Regions from separate parts of the Homo sapiens genome. Here region 2 is linked to region 1. A link is an interaction called in ENCODE POLR2A ChIA-PET data of the cell type or tissue named here. Cell type or tissue: MCF 10A. All regions are shown on one strand. Links, peaks and the distances in the headings refer to the core of each region. The heading gives the core; the rest is flanking DNA. Region 1 overlaps MSI2 (musashi RNA binding protein 2). Region 2 overlaps SCPEP1 (serine carboxypeptidase 1).

Evidence for each region. Peaks named below come from ENCODE experiments on the same cell type or tissue, not always from the same donor. Only the 100,000 strongest peaks of a DNase experiment are listed, where the experiment ranks them.
Region 2: POLR2A ChIA-PET joins it to region 1 with 6 read pairs; 3 of 35 experiments call an interaction of 5 or more read pairs at or near these places.

What each region holds. Positions count from the first base shown.
Region 1 is chr17:57,323,970-57,334,578 of GRCh38, forward strand. All of the region lies in intron 5 of MSI2 (musashi RNA binding protein 2), which reads left to right. Among named protein-coding and RNA genes, the nearest start is that of MSI2, 73 kb to the left of the region's middle. In MCF 10A, for the core only: no CTCF peak of the experiment used is centred there; no DNase peak of the experiment used is centred there.
Region 2 is chr17:56,981,028-56,991,313 of GRCh38, forward strand. It overlaps SCPEP1 (serine carboxypeptidase 1), which reads left to right. Exons shown (of 13, transcript NM_021626.3): 2 at 55-203; 3 at 4,351-4,440; 4 at 6,668-6,823; 5 at 7,189-7,263; 6 at 10,072-10,144. Among named protein-coding and RNA genes, the nearest start is that of SCPEP1, 8.0 kb to the left of the region's middle. In MCF 10A, for the core only: no CTCF peak of the experiment used is centred there; a DNase peak (open chromatin) is centred at 1,554.

The sequences.
Region 1 (10,609 bases), core at 2,734-6,733:
ACAGTAAAAGGAAGACTAGGTTGTCCCTGTCCTTAAGGATCACACACACAAAAATAAGGCCAGGTGTGGTGGCCCATGCCTGTAATCCCAGCACTATGGAAACTGAGGTGGGAGGGTCGCTTGAGGCCAAGAGTTTAAGACCAGCCTGGGTAACATAGCAAGGCCATGTCTGTACGAGAAATTAAAACAATTTTTTTCCCTCATTTTGCGGGTGGAGTCTGAGGCCTTGGAGGAGGGGTGGCCGGGAGAGTCTCTGAGCAGCACAACATGGGCTGAGGCAGCGCCCCGCCGGAGCCCACACCCTGGTCCTGCGAGGGATGCAGGAGTGCCTGACCCAAGGAGGGGTACCGCATGAGGTGGCTGCACAGACAGGAGGCAGCTTTTCCTCATCTTACCCGCTGGCTCCCGCGGTCATATACTCCCCGGTCAGTCACAGACACCTCTGACCTCTGATGGGACATTCAGTGACACTTCCCTTGTAGCCCTTGGCTTTTCAGTTCCTGAAGGAGCCAGCAGGTAAGATGGGGAAAAGCTGCCTCTGCTGTCTTCCAAGTGGCTGTGCATGTTGGCCCATGGATACTTATATCTATGTCACCAGCTGACACCTCTCTTCTTCTGCCTGGCTCGGAAGGTGTTTTGTTTTAGTTTGGTTTGTCTTTAATAAGGGAGCAGTGGCCATTTCAGAGATGGGTGGCTGTAGATCCTCCTCCTGAACCAGCAGAGGCCAACTCCATTCCATCCTGGACCTTTCCCTCCTCCTTCACTTTCTTCCAGCCTCTCCTCTTGACCTGTGGCTCAGAAGGGCATGTGACAAGTGCTGTCCCCACCTCACTGACCCACTGATTGCTCTTACCAGATTTGCTTCTTTGAGCCACTGGGGCAGGGACTGACTGGGCCACATGCACCTGACTGCTGAACTTTGCCAACCTGCTTGTGAGCTGGAGGAGAGCAAGGCAGGCATGCAGAAGAGGAGGGTTGAGTTGCCACAGCTCAGAGCCCAGTGCTGCCAAAATCACCACTTTGTCATTTGGTACATCAGAAAGTGGTATCTACCTATGTTTATCACAGCACAGTTCCCAGTTGCAAAGATATGGAGCCAACCTAAGTGCCCATCAACTGATGAATGGATAAAGAAAATGTGGTATATATGCACTGTGGAATACTACCCAGCCATAAAAAAGAACAAAATAATGTCTTTTGCAGCAACTTGGATAGAGCTGGAGGCCATTATTCTAAATGAAGTGACTCAGGAATGGAAAACCAATTATCACATGTTCTCACTTACAAGTGCAAAGGCACACAGAGTGGTTTAATGGACATTAGATGCTCAAAAGGAGGAAAGTGGGGGAGGGTGAAGGATAAAAAAACTACATATTGGATGCAATATATGCTATTCAGCTAACAGGTGCACTGAAATCTCAGACTTCAGTATGCAATTCATCCATGCAACTGAAAACCACTTATACCCCAAAAGCTATTGAAATACAAAAATTATTAAAAACAAAAAAAGAAAGTGGAGTCTAAAAAAGGGACGTGTTTGAGTCCTGAACACAGAGCAAATGAGTGTGGGCTGTCTTCTTGCACCGGTTGCCCCCTCGGCCCTGTTAAGAGGCCAAGCCTGGGCACCACTGGGTGTGCAGCGGCTATTCCTCTTTTTTACCCCCTTTGCTGACCGAGTTGGTGTTGTCATCTCTTCCCTGACCATTTGACCCACCTCCAGCTGGCCACCTCCTTCCTCTGTTCCTCTGCCTGTCCATTTACCAGGCACCTACCCAGGGGGATTTTAGGAAAATGTAGATCAGATCAAATTCTTAAGGGGCTCCCATACGGATGCCTGCCGTACCAAGCGTGATGCTTCAGCATGACTTATGCACAATTTGGGATCTGCCCCGGCCTCATTTTCTGGCGTCTCCTCTTGCTACTCCTGCACACACATCTTAGACTGCGCTCCATGACCTGTTGTGTTTCCTGAACATTCTTCACTGATTGCTACCTCCTGCCTTTGCATCTGCTGGTCCCTCTGCTGGGAATGCCCACCTGCCTAGTTCAGTGGGGCTCCCTTTTTTCCTTCAAGCGGCAGCTTAAACCGTGCCTTTTTAGCAAAACATTTCCCGTCACCCCCATTAGGTTGTTTGCTGCTGCTGCTTTTGTAGCCTCTAATGCTTCGTTGCTGTATGGTGCAGGTTACAGACCCTTAGCTACAATTCTCATATCCCCCAAATTTTGAAAGCCAAACTTTTTTTTTTTGTAATTCATCTGGCTACAAAATCTGAACTGTCTTCAGACACTTGGTAGTATTTCTTGATCCCGCTTAGTGTGGCTATCTGTGGGTTTTGCTTACTCCCAGCGGGTTTGATCACAGGTGCTGTTCCAAGCCCTGGGGGAGAGGAGGTGGGTACTGTAGGCTATGTGATACATGACTTATTACCTGTCTGCAAGCAGAAACACCTACATCCAAACCGATTTGGCCCCAGGGCTTGGGATAAGAGATATAGGTCTGTATTTCTTGGTTCAAGTTGGCCTCTTCCTACTAAACTGTAGGGCCTTGGACTATGTCCTAGTCAATATCTTTGTGTTTCCTTAGAGGCCTCATGATTAACTGGCACTGTGAGAGTAAATACCCAGTGAGACTGTCTTGGTGAATGGATAATAGTAGCTAACATTTATGAAGCTCTCACTGTGTGTCAGGCTGTGTTCTAAATGCTTTACTTATTTCCGCTCATTTGATCTTAACACTAGCCCTATGAGAAGTTACTTATCTTATCCCTGTTTGATAGATGGGAAAACCAAGGCAGCTGCTGCTGAAGTAGCTTGCCTGGGGTCATGTGGCTTGGAAGTGGAGAGGGAGATTTGAATTCAGGAAGCCTGATTTTAAACCACGGACTAGTAGCAATTGGAAGGACTATACCTTGTCCCACTGCAGTGTTTGTGCCTTCTGGCTGTCACAGTTGGAATAGAACTGCTCATCTGAGAGTGTTTTTGATAGGGTGATAAAATGACTAGACATGAGAGTTAAGAAGGGAAAAACCTCCCGTGGTTATTGAGTGTTTTACTGAGTGCCAAATGGAGCTCGGTACTTACAGAAACAGACCATCCACTGGAAGTAATAGCTGTCTTCATGGTCATCTTGTCCAACATCTAAAAAGATGACAAACCACAGGGCTGGGCACGGTAATCCACCGTAATCCAAGCAACTTGGGAAGCTGAGGCAGGAGGATCACTTGAACCTAGGAGTTTGAGGTTGCAGCAACCTATGATTGTGCCACTGCACTCCAGCCTGGGTGACAGAGGGACACCCCATCTCTAAAAAATGAGAAAAAGAAAAAGTGACAAATCTGAGGCCCAGAGAGGTAACGTGACTCATCTGAGGTCACACAGCCAGTGTACATCGCAGGGACCCAGATCTAATACAGTGGGTGCCTTTTCTCTTGCTTCAGCAAGGTACCTGGAATGAGTGCTGAGTCCTGTGGCTTTCAGCCCAGAATTGTGGAAACTCTACCCTTGGTTGGCTATCTTCTTCCAGCTGACCATGTGATTTGTGAATTGGTGTCAGACAAACTTTTAGAACACAAGAAGTGTTCTATTCAACACGTCTCTTCTTTGTGGCATCAAGGGATAATGTGGTGTGTGGGGGCCCCAATCCTTTGCTCCTACTCTCTGAGCTTCGGGTAGACAAAACAGGATTGATTGTGTCTCTTTCACCAGTTAGTGTGATGACTGCTTTCACAATCTTGTCGCAAAAACCAAGCCACTATGGGATGCCTCCAAGGTCATTGGCTGATGGTGTTGTGCTAGGGAGGCCCTAGTTTGTGAGTAAAGCTGGGATATGAGGGACTTGTAGTTCAGGCTCAGCCTTCTGTTCAGGGTGAGACATTTGCCCTTGACTGCTTGTGTGTGTGGGAGCCCATTGTCAGGCAGGCCCGTAAATCTGGTCTGAGTTTGATACTTCTTTCCCCCTCCATCTGGGACAGGTGAGTTGCATTTCCCAGGAGTAGCTCAGATGTTTTTGGCTTCACCCCCTATAATTTAGTATGCAAAGGCACTACTGTTGGGGGGAGTGGGTAGGGGACACAGATTTCTTTCTTTTTATTAATTTCTTTAACTATCTGTTTATCTCAGCAAGGTTCATGTTCTAATAGCAAAATAACCAGACTCAAAGGTAACTACTTCTTTATGGCAAAAATCCCAAAATGTGCCTGTATTGGCTTCTGTCCATCTGTCTCTTTGTCCTTCTGTTCATCCATCCATCCATCCATCCATGCATCTACCTAGCCATCCATCCATGTATTCATCTATCCATCCATCCATCCATCCTTCATGCAGCCATCCATCCATGCATCCATTTATCCATCCATCCATCCATGCATCCATCCATTCATCCATCCTTCATCCATCAATCCATCCATCCTTCATCCATCAATCCATCCATCTTGTCCCCCATCTGGTGAATTCTTTCTTTCCTTGTAGGCTTTCTGATGTAAATGTAGACATAACTTTGTATATATTTCTCCTCTTAAAAAATTAGATCACATTATACATTTAGATCACATTATAAAATTAGACCCCACTACAGAAAACATGTTGTTTTGTAAGTTGCTCCCAGTGCAGTTTTTGCCGGTTACACACATCAACAGCAACATTTTCAATGGCAGCAGAATGCTCCATTGTATAGATATAACCTAATTTAACTAATCCTCTGTGGTTGGACAGCTGTGTGGCTCAGCTTTGCCTGTATAAACAGACAATGAACATCTTTGAAGAGTCTTTTTTTTTTTTTTAAACCCACTTGTTTGATTATTGCCTGAGGAGACATTCCTCTATATGGAATAGGTGGGTTAAAGTTTGTGTGTTTGGTTTGGGTTGGGTTTGGTGGAGGGGGACTTTGAATACATTTTGGTGGTTTATGTGGCTGAATTTTAGTTGTCTTGCTGATTCCTCAGTCATTAGGTTTTGGGGGCCCCGATAGGAATATAAATTCATTTTAATATTTGTGAATGATTAAGAAAGTAGATCTCTTGGGAGGCTGAGGCAGGAGAATCGCTTAAACCTGGGAGGCGGAGGTTGCAGTGAGCCAAGATTGTACTCCAGCCTGGGTGAGGGGAGTGGAGACTCTAGCTGGTGTGTGCCCTGAGATGGTATTTGGACAGTAGTACCCAGTAATGACATAGAAGATGCTGGGATTGTGTGTTGTTTCACTTTGCAAGAATGCATTCCAGGGGTTTATTTGAATTTCTCCCTGCAAAACAGCTCTACATTTTGTAGAAATAGGATTATTAGAGGAGGTTTTTAGCACCTTCAATTACATTTGGAAAACACTGTATTTCTTTTGGCTTGGTTGTTAAAGACAAGTAAATAATTTTTTTAAAAAGGTAAATGGTAATATTTTGCATTCCCAAGAGTGTGTTCTGTCCTTTAAAGTTGCTGTGTTCAACAGTAAATTATTTGATTCCTTCTAACAATACCCCTGTGTGGGAGGCATGTATAAACTTCCATTAATGGCAAACAACATGGTAAACCCAAGCTCAGAAATGTGTAATTTCTTACCCCTCTGGGTGGGCCAGAAACTCATAGTGGGGTTTTACTAGGATGTAACTGTGGGTGTTTGTGTGGGGAGGGTTAGGGGGTGTGTGTCACTGAGGGTATATAGAGGTTTTCTCAAAGACTTATTTACATGAGTTAGTGAAAAAAGGTTTGTCCTTCTTCTCTCCCTCTTTCCCCGGTGTTTGAGTCCCTTGTGAGGAGCTGATGTGCACGATGAATTCATCTCAGCCAGCAGGCTGTTTAAAGTATAATCAAATCAGAACCCCTGTTTTCCGAGTTACGTAATTTTGCAGAACGGACACAGAGGCTCCTGGGAAAAACTGCCTGTCCGCCTGTTAATATTAAGGTCCATTTATAAAATTAGAAGCTATGTTGAACAGATGAATCTGAAATGGAACTTGCCTATTAAAGTTTTTTGTTTTTGTTTTTGTTTTTTTTTTTTGGTCAGATAGCCTTATTTAACCTTTCTGTGTCTCAGAGGTTGGTGGCCTTTGCCTATGGTGCCTTCATGGAAAAAGTTCTAAATATAGCTCCTGTTTGTTGTTGAATAATGACTTGCGAGGGCGGATGGTAGAGTTTCCAACTTCTTTAAGTCAGCAAACTGGACAAGAGGGCATCTAGTCCGAAGGAAAGCCATGTGCCTGAGTGTTCAGCACTGCTGCTGTTTTTACTGTGGTCCTGGGTTTAGTGGATGTTCAGTACACTGTGCCTGTCTCTCTTGATTGTCCTTCTCCTCCCAGTTTTTACCTCCAAAAGCCTGTAACTTTTTCTTTTTTTTCTTTTTTTTTTTTTGAGACAGAGTCTCACTCTGTTGTCCAGGCTGGAGTGCAGTGGCGTGATCTCTGCTCACTGCAACCTCTGCCTCCTGGGCTCCAGCGATTCTCCTGCCTCAGCCTCCCTAGTAACCGGGATTACAGGTGCTTGCCGCCGGCTAATTTTTGTATTTTTAGTAGAGATGGGGTTTCGCCATGTTGTCCAGGCTCGTCTTGAACTCCTGACCTCAGGTTATCTGTCTGCCTCGGCCTCCCAAAGTGCTGGGATTATAGTCGTGAGCCACTGTGTCCGGCCTCCTTTAATTAATTCCTAACTTGTAAAGGGTACCTGCATGATTCAGATCCTGTGAAGACTTTTGTCTCTCAGGCGTTCCGCATCCATAGACCCTTGGCCATTATCCTAACAGAGTGTTGAAGTGGGTGGATGGTTTCAAAAAAAACACTTGGGTTTCATTCTGTCTGTTTCAAGGAAGCATTGTGCAGTGGTAGAACGAGCACCACAGCTGGGGTGGCACCCTGGGGTTCAAGTTTCTAGTGTATGTGACCTTGAACAAGACTTCAGTTTCTGTTCTCGGTAAAATGGGGGATTAGATTATATTCCTGGCCTTGCCCAAAGAGGTTTTATTCTTTTTTTTTGTGTGTGTGACGGAGTCTCACTCTGTACCCCAGGCTGGAGTGCAGTGGCGCCATCTTGGTTCACTGCAACCTCCACCTCCTGGGTCCTAGTTCAAGCAATTCTCCTGCCTCAGCCTCCCGAGTAGCTGGGATTACAGGCACGCACCACCATGCCCAGCTAATTTTTGTATTTTTAGTAGAGACAGGGTTTTACCACGTTGGCCAGGCTGGTCTCGAACTCCTGACCTCAGGTGATCCACCCGCCTCGGCCTCCGAAAGTGCTGGGATTACAGGCGTGAGCCACTGCGCCTGGCCATGTTCTTTGTGTCTCAGAGCAGTTTAAATTAAATAATGAAACTTCTTGAAGAACTGGCCCAGGACACACTGTCCAGTCTTCTGTGTTTCCACGTGGTTCCTCGATGAACCTGGAACCCAACGCAGACCTCTTTTTTGAGGCCTCTGAGCTGGGGAGGGGGCAGGGTGAGGGAGTGGGAGCTTGGGTTTTCAGTAACTTCTCTGGAAACTTAAGTGGAGGAGAGCAGAGATATCAAGAAAGGAAATATGTGAGATGAGTCGGACTGTCACCCTGGTGAGGACCATGGGTGAGCCACGTGAGGGTTGATCATCTGAATAGCTGCTGTTTTCCTTCTGCCCCTCCTGAGCGAGATCTGAAAGCTTTGAAGACTAGGACACATCTATGCAGTATAGACGTGCATGGAAGCCCCAGCGGATTCCTGAAGCTGCATTTCATGTGACCGGCATGTGACTGGAGGTGCTTGGCATGTAACCTTCCTTTGTGTTCACCAGCGTCAGTGTTCTGCGTTTCTAGGGTCTGTCTCAGAACAGTGAAGGCGTATCAGCCACCCCAAGGATCTGCCTGTTTACAGAGAATTTTTTTTAAATATTAAACTTCTCTCTATTTTGTAAGTTTACACCAGTAAAGCTGGAAGTTACACACAATATGACCCTAGCTCTTTATAGAATTGCTACTCTCGAGTTGCTTTTAGTGTTACAACCTTGATCTTTAAAATCGTACTCAAAAATATCAGTGATGACATTCATTCACCACCTCATTGTGGTCTCTTAAACTAAATGAGAAAATGGTATGGAAATTTAATAATAGAAAAGTTTGGTCCTCTCCCAGGCACTGATGAACCTTTCTCCTTTTGATGAAGAAAAGTTTGTAATTGGTCATGTTGCCATTTTTTTTTTTTTTTTTTGAAATGGAGTCTCACTCTGTCACCCAGGCTGGAGTGCAGTGGCATGATCTTGGCTCACTGCAACCTCCACCTCCGCGGTTCAAGCAATTCTCCTGCCTCAGCCTCCCTAGGAGCTGGGATTACAGGCGTGTGCCACCACATCTGGCTAATTTTTGTATTTTTGGTAGAGATGGGGTTTCTCCATGTTAGCCAGGCTGGTCTTGAACTCCTGACCTCAAGTGATCTGCCCGCCTCAGTCTCCCAAAGTGCTGGGGTTACAGGCATGAGCCATTGTGCCCAGCCTATGTTGCCATTTTTATTTGGGCTGCCAGGAAGCTGAGAGTCCAGTGTGAGAGTCACAATCTGTTGGTCCAGTTATTATTGTATTTATAATACATCCTTTCCATGGACATGATTTTCTGTAATTGTAATTTTACTGTTGGTTTTATGCTTCTTGTTGTTAGCCATCTCAGAGCCTTTGTGCAAAGAACTGGGTTAAGAATACTTTAAAAACAAACACACAATGAAAGAGAAAGAGCAAGGATTTCATGCTGTTAGCAAAGCTTTAGAATGTAAAAACTTGCTTCTCTTGAGAGAGAGAAAGAGAGCGAGGCTGATTAGCATGGTATTTAAGAGTATGGATGCAGGCCGGGCATGGTGGCTCAAGCCTGTAATCCCCACACTTTGGGAGGCCAAGGCGGGTGGATCACGAGGTCAAGAGATCAAGACCATCCTAGCCAACATGGTGAAACCTCATCTCTACTAAAAAGTACAAAAATTAGCTGGGCGTGGTGGCACACACCTGTAGTCCCAGCTACTCGGGAGGCTGAGGCAGGAGAATCGCTTGAACCTGGAAGGCAGAGGTTGCAGTGAGCCGAGATCATGCCACTGCACTCCAGCCTGGGCGACAGAGCGAGACTCTGTGTCCAAAAAAAAGAAAAAAAAAAGAGTACGGATGCAAGAGTCAGATGCCAGGGCTCAAATCCTGGCTGTCTCACTTTAGTGGCTGTGTGACCTGGAAAAGTTGCTAAACCTCTTTGTTCCTCAGTTTCCACATCTGTGAAATGGAAATGATATCCCCTCCCTCCTCATAGCGTTGCTGTGAGAATTAGATGGGTTAGTTAATACCAAAGACCCTGGGAAAGGTGTCTAGAACATATAAGCAGCCTGTAAGCTTTATCTATTACTAGCAAATGACTACTTTTTGGAATTATTTTTCCCCCCTGGAAAGTTCCCAGTGGCATTTGAGCTCTTCCTCTTCTCTCCCATTCTCCCAGCTCTGACTTTTTTACAGATTAATTCTTAATCTACCAAGCCAACTTTTCCCTGCTGTGATTTGTACCGTTTTTTTTTTTTTTGAGACAGAGTCTCACTCCATCGCCCAGGCTGGAGTGCAGTGGCACAATCTCCTCTCACTGCAACCTCTGCCTCCTGGGTTCAAGCGATTCTCCTGCATCAGCCTCCTGAGCAGCTTGGATTACAGGTGTGTGCCACCACACCTAGCTAATATTTTTTTGTATTTTTAGTAGAGACAGGGTTTTGCCATGTTGGCCAGCCTGGTCTCGAACTCCTGACCTCAGGTGATCTGCTGGCCTCCGCCTCCCAAAGTGCTGGGATTTATAGGCATGAGCCACTGTGCCTGGCCTGGTTTGTACCTTTTAAACGTATTATTATTATTATTTTAAATAAGAAAGGGAAAAAAAAAACAAAAAGATTTGCCCTCTAGGATCTGCATACTTTTTTTAGAAGATCAAGAAAAAGATGAAGTACTTTCTCTTGTCTCGAGCTACAGTGTGGCATGTCTGGCCCAATCCATCTGTGTGGTTTAGCAATGAGGGCTTTACCCCAGTTTGTCATCTTGGAAGATGACTTTGCTTCTCCATGCCTTAGTTTCCCTATAGTACCTTGGTGATCCGTTTCACTCCATTGTTGTCTCCAGGAAAGCATGGTTTCTGTCTCCTCCTGTCCTTCCCCCATCCCCAACCGGGGGCCATTCAGTAGACATTTGCTGAACACACGGATGCGTGGAGACTGAAGCCTCTGCTTGGCTGCCTTGTGCATTTCTTCGGAGTTTGAAATAAGATAACCAAAGTGAGAGTAGGTTTAGAAAAAGCCCCCTCGAATGGAAGGGTTTTTGATTCCTGTCTTTTCCCTACTCTTTGATGATGGCAAAATGCTGATAAAATCTGAGGGTTGGATGAAATGAAATAGCCCTTCAGGGTCCTCTGCCATCTGGGTAGGTGGTGATTAAAAATGGCAAGCCTCACAGCTTCCCTTGGAGAGCTGTCTGAGGCACTGCTGAAGGTGGATGTGCAAAGGGGCTTGGCATTAGGGGTTGGCTGAGGACTGGCAGGGCAGCTGGGGAACGCCTCTGAAAGCAACACTCCCCAAGATCTCATTAAAATGCTTCCTCTGGCCGGGTGCGATGGCTCATGCCTGTAATCCCAGCACTTTGGGAAGCCGAGGTGGGAGGATCGCCTC
Region 2 (10,286 bases), core at 39-4,038, 350 kb before region 1:
TTTACCTGTACATTAGGCACTCTTCTGGAGAGTGAAATTGAACTTCTGTTTCAGGAGCTGTCATTGACTGGCCCACAGAGGAGGGCAAGGAAGTATGGGATTATGTGACGGTCCGCAAGGATGCCTACATGTTCTGGTGGCTCTATTATGCCACCAACTCCTGCAAGAACTTCTCAGAACTGCCCCTGGTCATGTGGCTTCAGGTAAAGTAGCTTCCCAGCCTGGCCTGAGGTCAAAGCCAAGTCTCCTCTGTGTGGCTCTTTGCTTGCTTTTTGGGCTGATGTCTCAGCAGTGAAGGGCGGATTTGGTCCAGCAGTGTGACCTGGGGGTTCGGCGTGCTTCTGAGGTAGGCTGAGGCAATGGTATAGCCAAGGAGGCTAAATCAGAGGGCGAGGGGGTTCTAGCCTTTTGCCAGAGTCTCTTTATATTTCCAGACGGTCACAAGAAGGCTCACTGAAAACTCCTGATGATACATTTGAATACATAGTGATAGAAAGTGTTTTGAGGCCGGGCACAGTGGCTCATGTCTGTAATCCCAGAACTTTGGGAGGCCGAGGTGGGTGGATCATACGAGGCCAGGAGTTCGAGACCAGGCTGGCCGACATAGTGAAACGCTGTCTCTACTAAAAATATTTAATACAAAAATTATCCAGGCATGGTAGCACATACCTATAATCCCAGCTACTCAGATGGTTGAGGCATGAGAATTGCTTGGACCCGGGAGGCGGAGGTAGCAGTGAGCTGAGATCGTGCCACTGCGCTCCAGCCTGGGCGACAGAGCAAGACCCTATCTCAAAAGAAAAAAGAAAAGAAAGTGTTATGGAAGGTTCCAAAGCAAAGACCTGAGGTAGCCTGACCCTCCCTTCCTCTCCATACAATCCTTTCCTGAACCCTAACTTCTTACCCCCAGAAAACCTGATCTTTTGAAGGGACTGCTACAAGCCTTCTGCACCTTCGTGTGACTGTTGCGCCTTCCCCCTTTCCCTGAGTGTGTTTGCATTTTAACCTTGAGCTCTGATTGTAGGATGGAAGGCAGGGAGCTGGTTGAAAGATTTGTAGGGACAGGCAGAGGCTCTTTTCTGGCATTTCTGAAATATCTGTCCAGAGATGGCCCACCCCCACCCGGAAGACCACCCACCAGGGAGGAATTAAGGAACATGGTCTTGCCTCTGGAAAATGTAGGCATGGCCCAGCTGGAACCCTGGGCCCCTCATCAGTAAATAGGGACCCTGGTGCTCACCTCCATAGGATGCTACTGGGACGTCTTCCAACAATGCTGGTATTTATAAGCAGCCTCCCACCACCTGGGTTTTGCCTCCCAGGATGGTCGATGCAGACTTTCTGGTGAGATAGAGCGAAAATGAGCAGTTTTCAGGGAGGGGCCTTTCTCTTTTGGAATTATCACTTGTGCCACCTCTGAGGGCTAGAGCTGAGGCTCAGCCCCAGGTGCGGTTATGATAATGCAGAAAAAGAACCCTTGTATGTCAGCCTGGGGAGCCCTGTTCACCTCCGGTGGCTGGAGACAAAGGTGCGGCACAATTGGCAGGGAGAGCCAGGCCGTGGACAAGCTCAGGCCTGCCGTCAGGGGCCTCGGGTTTTCAGTGCCTACCTGCCACTTAGAGCCATGGCAAGATACTTCCTCCTCTGGGCCTTGGCTGTCTAATCTGGGAGATTTTGGTGGTTTTCAAACTTTTTGTTCATCAGCAGAACTTTTCTTTTTTTTTTTTACCCCCAAATGAAAGCTTACAAAGGGGAGACAAAGCAGACAAAAGCACAAGTGCTGAGGCTGAGGCTTCTCCTTTGAAGTTTATCAACTGAAGAGAATAAATTGCTCTTCACTTACCCAGAGACCCAAGAGAGAAGAAGAAAGATTATGCTTACAGAAGAAATAACTAATTTAGATGAAAAGGAGATCTATTTTAGCAGCCTACTGAGGACATGGTGCTGACTTCTCTCGGGGGAATCTTTGAGAATCGAAGTCATGTCTTCTGAGTGGGTTAGCAAACTATGTTAGGGACACTTTCAAGTCTTCGAAGCGTTTCACTTGGTCCACTGACACACTGACTGTGTCTCAGAGTTTCTGGATAGCCCTGGGCCATGCTAGCACCCTATCCCAAAGTTCTAGACAAAAAAGAGGTTTTACAATAGGATATATTCACGTAGAACAGAGGCTTCCTCCATCCAGCATCTCATTGCCTTTTGAGGAGAGGGGAATGAGGAGAGAGGAGAGGGAGAGGTCATCTTCTGCTGTCTCCCTGGCATACCAGAAGCAGAGGAGAACTGAGATTTCTCCCACAAAGACCCAACCCCTAGGATTTCCAGCTTTTCTCCTTTTGCTTTGATCCTACCTCATCCTAATAAGTCCATTAGGAAAAAGGAACCCAGCTTTCATTGGAGGGTAGATCCCTGGCTTTAATTTATTGCATATTGCATTATAAATATTTTTCAATGTTGCCACATCATTTTTCGTAGTTCATGATTCTAAGTGGCAGTGTAGCATTCCATGCAGTAGATGTGGTATGGTTGCCTAACCTGTTCCCCTATTTGGGGGACGTTTGAGTTGCACCCTTACTTCTGTTATTTTTAATAGGACTGCGGTTAACATCTTCATCTGGTTTGTGAACTTTTTACTGCTTAGGAAATCTTAAGATACAAAGGGCATATGATCAGGGGGATGTATAGCCTTCCAATTTTATCAGAGTTAGGTTGGTCCAGGTTCAAAACATTAGTGTTGTAAAGTCTTTCCCTTTTGGGGCCCTCTTGCCGTTGCTAGTTACCCTTTAGCCCTGACTCTATCTTGTCTTTTTTTTTTTTTTCTTTAGATTTCCCTACACAAATTGCCCTGGCTTTTGTTTTGCCCAAGGTATTCCCTTTCATCTTTTTTTTCTTTTTCTTTTTTGAGATGAGGTCTCGCTCTGTCACCCAGGCTGGAGTGCAGTGGCGCAGTCTCGGCTCACTGAAACCTCCACTTTTTGGGTTCAAGTGATTCTCGTGCCTCAGCCCCCCGAGTAGCTGGGACTACAGGCGCACGCACCACACCCGGCTAATTTCCTGTTCTTAGTAGACGCAAGGTTTCACCATGTTGGCCAGGGAGGACTTGAACTCCTCTCGAACTCCTGACTTCAAGTGATCTGCCTGCCTTGGCCTCCCAAAGTGCTGGGATTACAGGCGTGAGCCACCGCACCCGGTCCCCATTTCGTCTTTTCATATCTCCCTTTCCTACCCATCCTGCTAGTGCACAGAGAGGCCATATCCTTTTATTCTAGGTCCTCTGCCCTTTCCCTCGCCTCAGCTGACAGGGCCCTTCTCATAGACTCCCCACCTCAATTGGCCCCTGGATTTGTCCAGAAAAAGCACTGACCATCTTTTCCCCTGACCACCTCCCAAAGAGCCTCCTCTTGTCTCAATTAGAAAGCCCACCCAACCTGTCCTATTTGCCTCTTAGTTTCTTTTTTCTCTGAAGCCCTCAGAGCCCATAGAACTGCCCCCAACACCGAGCTGTGGTTCAGAATCCTGCCTTTCCCTCTCCCATGGATGCTCACAGTATCAAACTCTCCCTGCCCTGGGACTTTAGAAACTGCTGCATTATATCCACAGAATCTGCTTGATCAAACTGCTTCTAAGTCTGGGTCCCTTATCAATCCACAGGGACTCTGAAGAGTCTCCCATCTCCTGGGGAGAGGGTGATGGAGGAAGAGTCAGAAGGCCCAGTGTCTAGTCCGGTTAGAGCTCCTTCAGGTCAGCAAGGCCTACGGCAGGCCAAGGCTCCAGCTCAGAAAATCAGGAGGCAGCTGGGTGTGATGGCTCACACCTGTAATCCCAGCACTTTGGGAGGCTGAGGCGGGAGGATTGCTTGAGCCCAGGAGTTTGAGACCAGCCTGGGCAACATGGTGAAACCTCACCTCTACAAAAAATACAAAAATTAGCCGGGCTGGGCATGGTGGTGTGCGCCTATAGTTCCAACTACTTGAGGGGGCTGAGGCGGGAGGATCACTTGAACCCCAGAGGTAGAAGCTGTGGTGAGCCGAGATTGCACCACTGCACTCCAACCTGGGTGACAAAGTTAGACTCTGTCTGAAAAGAAAAGAAAAGAAAAGAAAAAATCAGGAGTCAGGAACATTCCATTGTGGACCTCTTAGCTCAGCTCTGCTCCTTTCAGAGAAAAACCTCAGCAGTTACTAGGGGAGCTTTGCTAATGTGGAAGTCCCTGGTTCACTAGAGAAATTGTGTCTTTTGTGCAAATTGACCCAGCCATCACTAACTCATAAACCATCTATAGCAAATGTGGTCATTCATTGTAAAGACTAAGATCTGACTAAAATTTTTGTTTGTTTCTTCTCTCTTCCATAGGGCGGTCCAGGCGGTTCTAGCACTGGATTTGGAAACTTTGAGGAAATTGGGCCCCTTGACAGTGATCTCAAACCACGGAAAACCACCTGGGTACAGTGAGGACAGTCCTGAGCTAAACCTTGCCCCGTGGCCTCTCAGAGGCCCTGCCCAACTCTGGGAGGGGCCACAAATGTAGCAATCCCTCGCTGTCCTTTTCCTTTTCCTGTGACTACTGAGGCCATGGGCACTTGTCCGCAGGCTTCCTCTCTGGCCTAGCTTCTCTCCCATTTCTCAGGACAGCTTATCTTGCACCAGTCTGCCTCGCCTTCTCCAAAACAACCCCTCTCTCCAGCTGCCTTCAAAAACCTACTACAGCAGACACCTGGGACCCTGTGTTATGCACGCTGGCCATCTCCGCGGCCTCAGACACCATGGTTGCACCCTCCAGCCACAGCCCCCAGTCCTTTTCTCTCTCTCCTATCCTCCTACTTGTATCTTGACTTCCCCTTTCAATGTCTCTCTTGCTGCCCTTCTCACACCTCCCCCTCATTCTTATCGTCTCTTCCTTCCCTCACCCCTCTGTGGTCAACTCCCATATCCTTCTCCCTTTACAGCCTTGCCAAACCCAGCCTTGGGTCACTCCCACTGTCCACCTGCTTAGCCCTTACGCCCAGGCTGCCCATGGGCAGAACTGCACACCCACCCTGGGGCTGCTGCACAGCGTGGGCCCCACTCAGGGCTTGTGGCTGTTCCTCTCTCTGTGCTCCCACTCTCCCGGCTGCACCTATTGCTATGAATGTTCTCCACTTTCCTCAGTGCTCCTCCTCCAGCCTCCCTCTCGCATTAGAAGCTAAGCTTTCTGCTCTTTTTTTTTTTTTTTGGAAATGGAATGTCCCTCCGTCACCAAGGCTAGAGTGCAGTGGCACGATCTCAGCTCACTGCAACCTCTGCCTCCTGGATTCAAGCGATTCTCCTGCCTCAGCCTCCCGAGTAGCTGGGATTATAGGCATGCGCCAGCACGCCCGGCTAATTTTTGTATTTTTAGGAGAGACGGGGTTTTACCATGCTGGTCAGGCTGGTCTTAAACTCTTGACCTCGTGATCCACCTGCCTCAGCTTCCCAAAGTGCTGGGATTACAGGTGTGAGCCACTGTGCCCGGCCACTTTCTGGTCTTTCTTTGTTTTTTTTTTTCTGTTTTTTTGTTTTTGAGACAGAGTCTCGCTCTTTCGCCCAGGCCAGAGTGCAGTGGCGCTATCTCGGCTCGCTGCAAGCTCCGCCTCCCGGGTTCACACCATTCTCCTGCCTCAGCCTCCTGAGTAGCTGGGACTACAGGCGCCCGCCACTGCGCCTGGCTAATTTTTTGTATTTTTAGTAGAGGTGGGATTTCACCATGTTAGCCAGGATGGTCTCGATCTCCTGACCTCGTGATCCTCCCACCTCAGCCTCCCAAAGTGCTGGGATTACAGGCGTGAGCCACCGTGCGCGGCCTCTGGTCTTTCTTAAGTGCTTCCTACTCTTGCCTCAGGGTCTTTGTACATGCTGTCCTCTTGGCCTGGGCCTTTCCTGTGCTTGGTTCCAACAGAAGTCTCACTTCCAGGAGTGGTTGTAGAGTCATCCCCTACCTCCACTCCCCACCCCCATTGTCCCCAAGCCTCCTAGAACTAAAAGGGCCATATGAGTGAGGACCATGGTCCCAGTCCTGATGCTGCCACTGCCTGTCCGATCTTGTGACCTTAGGCACATTCTGGGCTCTTTCTGGGCTTTAATTTCCTCATCAGCAAGGGACATGGCTGGACTGTGTCATTATTCAGGATCTTTTATATGTAAATTTTATAACTTTCAACCTCTTTGGAAAAGGTATTAGAATAAATTCTGCTCTTGCAGTGTACAGAGAAGCCAGGACAATGTGGAAATTTGATGCATTTCCAAGAAAACTGATGTGTGTCCAGACTTTGAGTGTCCTCTGGCTTCTTCGAGTTAGTGCATAGACTGTCTCTGCATGCTTCTTTCTGCGCTAGTTTATTACATTTAGTACATTTGTATTGTATGAAAAGCAACAGCCCAGATTATTTGATCCCCGTGTGTGTTAATCTTTCCTTCCTGCCTCTCCCTTTTTTTTTTTTTGCGGCGGCGGGGGCGGTTGGCCTTTCTTTGTTTTTGTTTTTTTTTCTATGTTCCTGTCCCTTATTTTTAAAAATCTCTTTTAGCAACAGGGATATCATCACCACGCTGGTATCCTCACATGTGTGGGTTTTGCTGAGCTAGTAGAAAATGATCCAAAGATGATTGGTGACCAAATGTCTGATTGCAACATTTCGTTTTCCTCCGTGGTACATAGCTCCAGGCTGCCAGTCTCCTATTTGTGGATAATCCCGTGGGCACTGGGTTCAGTTATGTGAATGGTAGTGGTGCCTATGCCAAGGACCTGGCTATGGTGGCTTCAGACATGATGGTTCTCCTGAAGACCTTCTTCAGTTGCCACAAAGAATTCCAGGTAAGCAAAGACTCAGGAACAGCTAAGTAAAGGGCTGGCAATATCAACTCTACATCCATCAGCATAAACCTGAACTGCCTCCAGAGTTTAATGCCTAGCTGATTTCAGAGAAAACTTTTTAATTCCCAAGATTGGGTTGTGGACTTTTGTTTCTGTCATCTCTAAAGTTGATATTTAACTTGAAAGAATGACCTTGGAGTGAGCATTCTAATCAGACGCAATAATCAGATATGGAGTGGTGGGGGAGGAAGACAAAGCAGATTTGTTTTTTCTGGTCATTACGTGCAATAGAAATTTGAAATTAATTTGTGTGACTCAAAAAGCAATCAAGGTAGTTAATTCTGTGTAATTCCTTTTCTTGCTAGACAGTTCCATTCTACATTTTCTCAGAGTCCTATGGAGGAAAAATGGCAGCTGGCATTGGTCTAGAGCTTTATAAGGTAATGGAAAATAACTTTGTTGTTATGGTTTTGGACAGAAAATCAATTATGTTACTTTTATGTACTCACGTGCTATTAAATATACTTTGAATAGGGCCATGTACATGCAGAGTACGATTAAATCTGTAGTAATAACCATAAAAAGTTTTTAAAAGAAGAATGAAGATTGCCCTGCTAGATCTGGAACAAGATATAAAGCATGAGTGAGTAAAAGAATGTGGTACTAACATAGCAATAGACAAATAGGTTAATTGCAACAGGATACAGAATCCAGAAACACACACACATATATATGTATGTGTATCATATATTTGTATTTTATATAAATATATATGATCATATATAAATATAAGATAACGTTTCAAATCATTGGGGCATGGATATAATGTCGATAAATGTTATGGAGACAAATACCTATCACTTTGGAAAATAGAAAACTTGTATTCCTGCCTTGTATAAAATATTAATTCTGGATGGATTAAAATCTAAACATAAAAATAAAAATAATGGAGACAAATACCTATCACTTTGGAAAATAGAAAACTTGTATTCTTGCCTTGTATAAAATATTAATTCTGGATGGATTAAAATCTAAACATAAAAATAAAAATTAGGACAGAATGCAGTGGCCCACGCCTATAATCCCAGCACTTTGGGAAGCCCAGGCAGGAGGACTGCTTGTGACCAGGAGTTCCAGACCAGCCTGGGCAACATAGCGACACCCTGTTTCTACAAAAAAAAAAAAAATAATAAGCTGGGCACAGTGGCTCCTGGCTGTAATCCCAGCTACCTGGGAGGATGAGGTGGGAGGATCGCTTGAGCTCAAGGAGTTGAAGCTGCAGTGAGCTGTGATCATGGCACTGCACTCCAGCCTGGGTGACAGAACAAGACTGTGTCTCAGGAAAAAAATGAAAACAAAAACCAAAACCAATGTCCTAGTAGAAAAATGTGGACAAGCAATTTGTAGAAGAAATATAAACAGCCTTTAGACATAAGAAAAATCTTCAGCTTTTATTAGTAAGCCAAGTCCATGAGATTTGTAAATATTTAAAAGACTGATAACACCCAGTTTTGGTAAGAAGTCAGGGAAATAAGTGCTGTCGTGCACTTTTGATGGGAATACAAATTAATTTAAATTTAAAAGGACAATTTGACAATGTCAATTTTTTAAAGATATGTGTCATTTCACCCAATAATTTTGTCCTATGGGAATACTTATACATATGTATATGTCAGAGAATGTTTATTATGCCATTGTTTATAATGTTTATAAACTGAAAACAGCTGGTTGGCTGTCAGTAGAGGATTGCTTAAATAAAGTAGGTATATCTTTCCAAGATGAAACCCTTTGCAGCCAGCATAAAGAATGGATCCAGGCGGGCGCGGTGGCTCATGCCTGTAATCCCAGCACTTTGGGAGGCCGAGGCCGGCAGATCGCTTGAGGTTAGGAGTTGGAGAGCAGCCTAGCCAACATGGTGAAACCCCATCTCTACTAAAAATACAAAAATTAGCTGGGCATGGTAGTGCACGCCTGTAATCCCAGCTACTAGGGAGGCTGAGGCAGGAGAACTGCTTGAACCCAGGGAGCAGAGGTTGCAGTGAGCTGAGATTGCGCCTCTAGTCTGGGTGACAGAGCGAGACTCTTTCTCAAAAAAAAAAAGAATGGATCTTAGCACTTTGGGAGGCTGAGGTAGGAGGATTGCTTGAGATCAGGAGTTAGAGACCAGCCTGGACAACATAGTGAGACCCCTGTCTCTACAAGAAAGAAAAAAGAAAGAATACAGAGAGCTATATATACTGAGTGTGGAAAGTTCTCCTTTGGGTATTTAGTTGTGGAACGATATGAGATAACTTTGTTTGTAAGTCAAAAACACTTCCATATGTGGAGATAGATTTGTATGCTGTGACGGCAAACAAAAGGGTTAGAAGGATACATGACACACTTAACTGCAGTCAGTTGGTGAGTGTGAGGGCACAAATGAGACAAAGTAAAAGACTTTCACATTTCCTTCTATCTCCTATGTTTGAATATCAGTGAGCTTAAATAAGGGTTTTTTTTAAGATTTATTAATTTAAAAAACTTATAGAAACAGCATATGTACATTATAGAATATTGGAAACTGTAACAAGCATAAATTAAAAATGAAAACTTCACCTTCCCACCTGATGGAGATCACTATAGTTAGCATCTGGGTATATAGCTTTCTAAATATTTTTGTGCACATTTATATAGAATTGTTTAGCTGAATGAGATCATATTATACATACTGGTTTCAGCCTGCTTTCTTCAATCAGTAGTTCTCAACTTTCTATTTCTGTAAATTTTCATCTCAAATATTCAGACTTTTTCTTTTTGAGACAGGATCTTGCTGTGTTGCCCAGACTAGAGGCTGGAGTACAGTAGCATGATCATGGCTCACTCCAGCCTCTGCCTCCTGGGCTCAAGTATCCTCCTGCCTCAGCCTCCCGAGTAACTGGGACTACAGACGAGCACTACCGTGCCTGGCTAATTTTTGTATTTTTTTGTAGAGATGGGGTTTTGCCATGCTGCCCAGGCTAGCCTCGACCTCCTGGGGTCAAGTGATCCTCTGACCTCAGCATCCTGGGTATCTGGGACTATAAGGCACATACCACCATGTCCCACTGATTTTTTAACTTTTTGTAGAGATGGGGGTCTCACTACATTGCCTAGGCTGGTCTTGTATTCCTAGGCTCAAGCGATCCTCCTGCCTAAGCTTCCCAAAGTGTTGGGATTACTGCGTGAGCCACTGCACCTGGCCTGAGGACGTTTCTTGTTTCCTCTTTCAGGCCATTCAGCGAGGGACCATCAAGTGCAACTTTGCGGGGGTTGCCTTGGGTGATTCCTGGATCTCCCCTGTTGGTAAGTGTGGCATTTTCAGGCATTTTTTCACTCCCCTTTTGCCCATCCTTTCCTGGGACTTTGGGCTGTGTTGTCCAGATCAAAGAGCTAAGCAGGAGAATGTTCTGGGCCCTTAGAGAAAGTGTTTGCTACATCCAAGAAA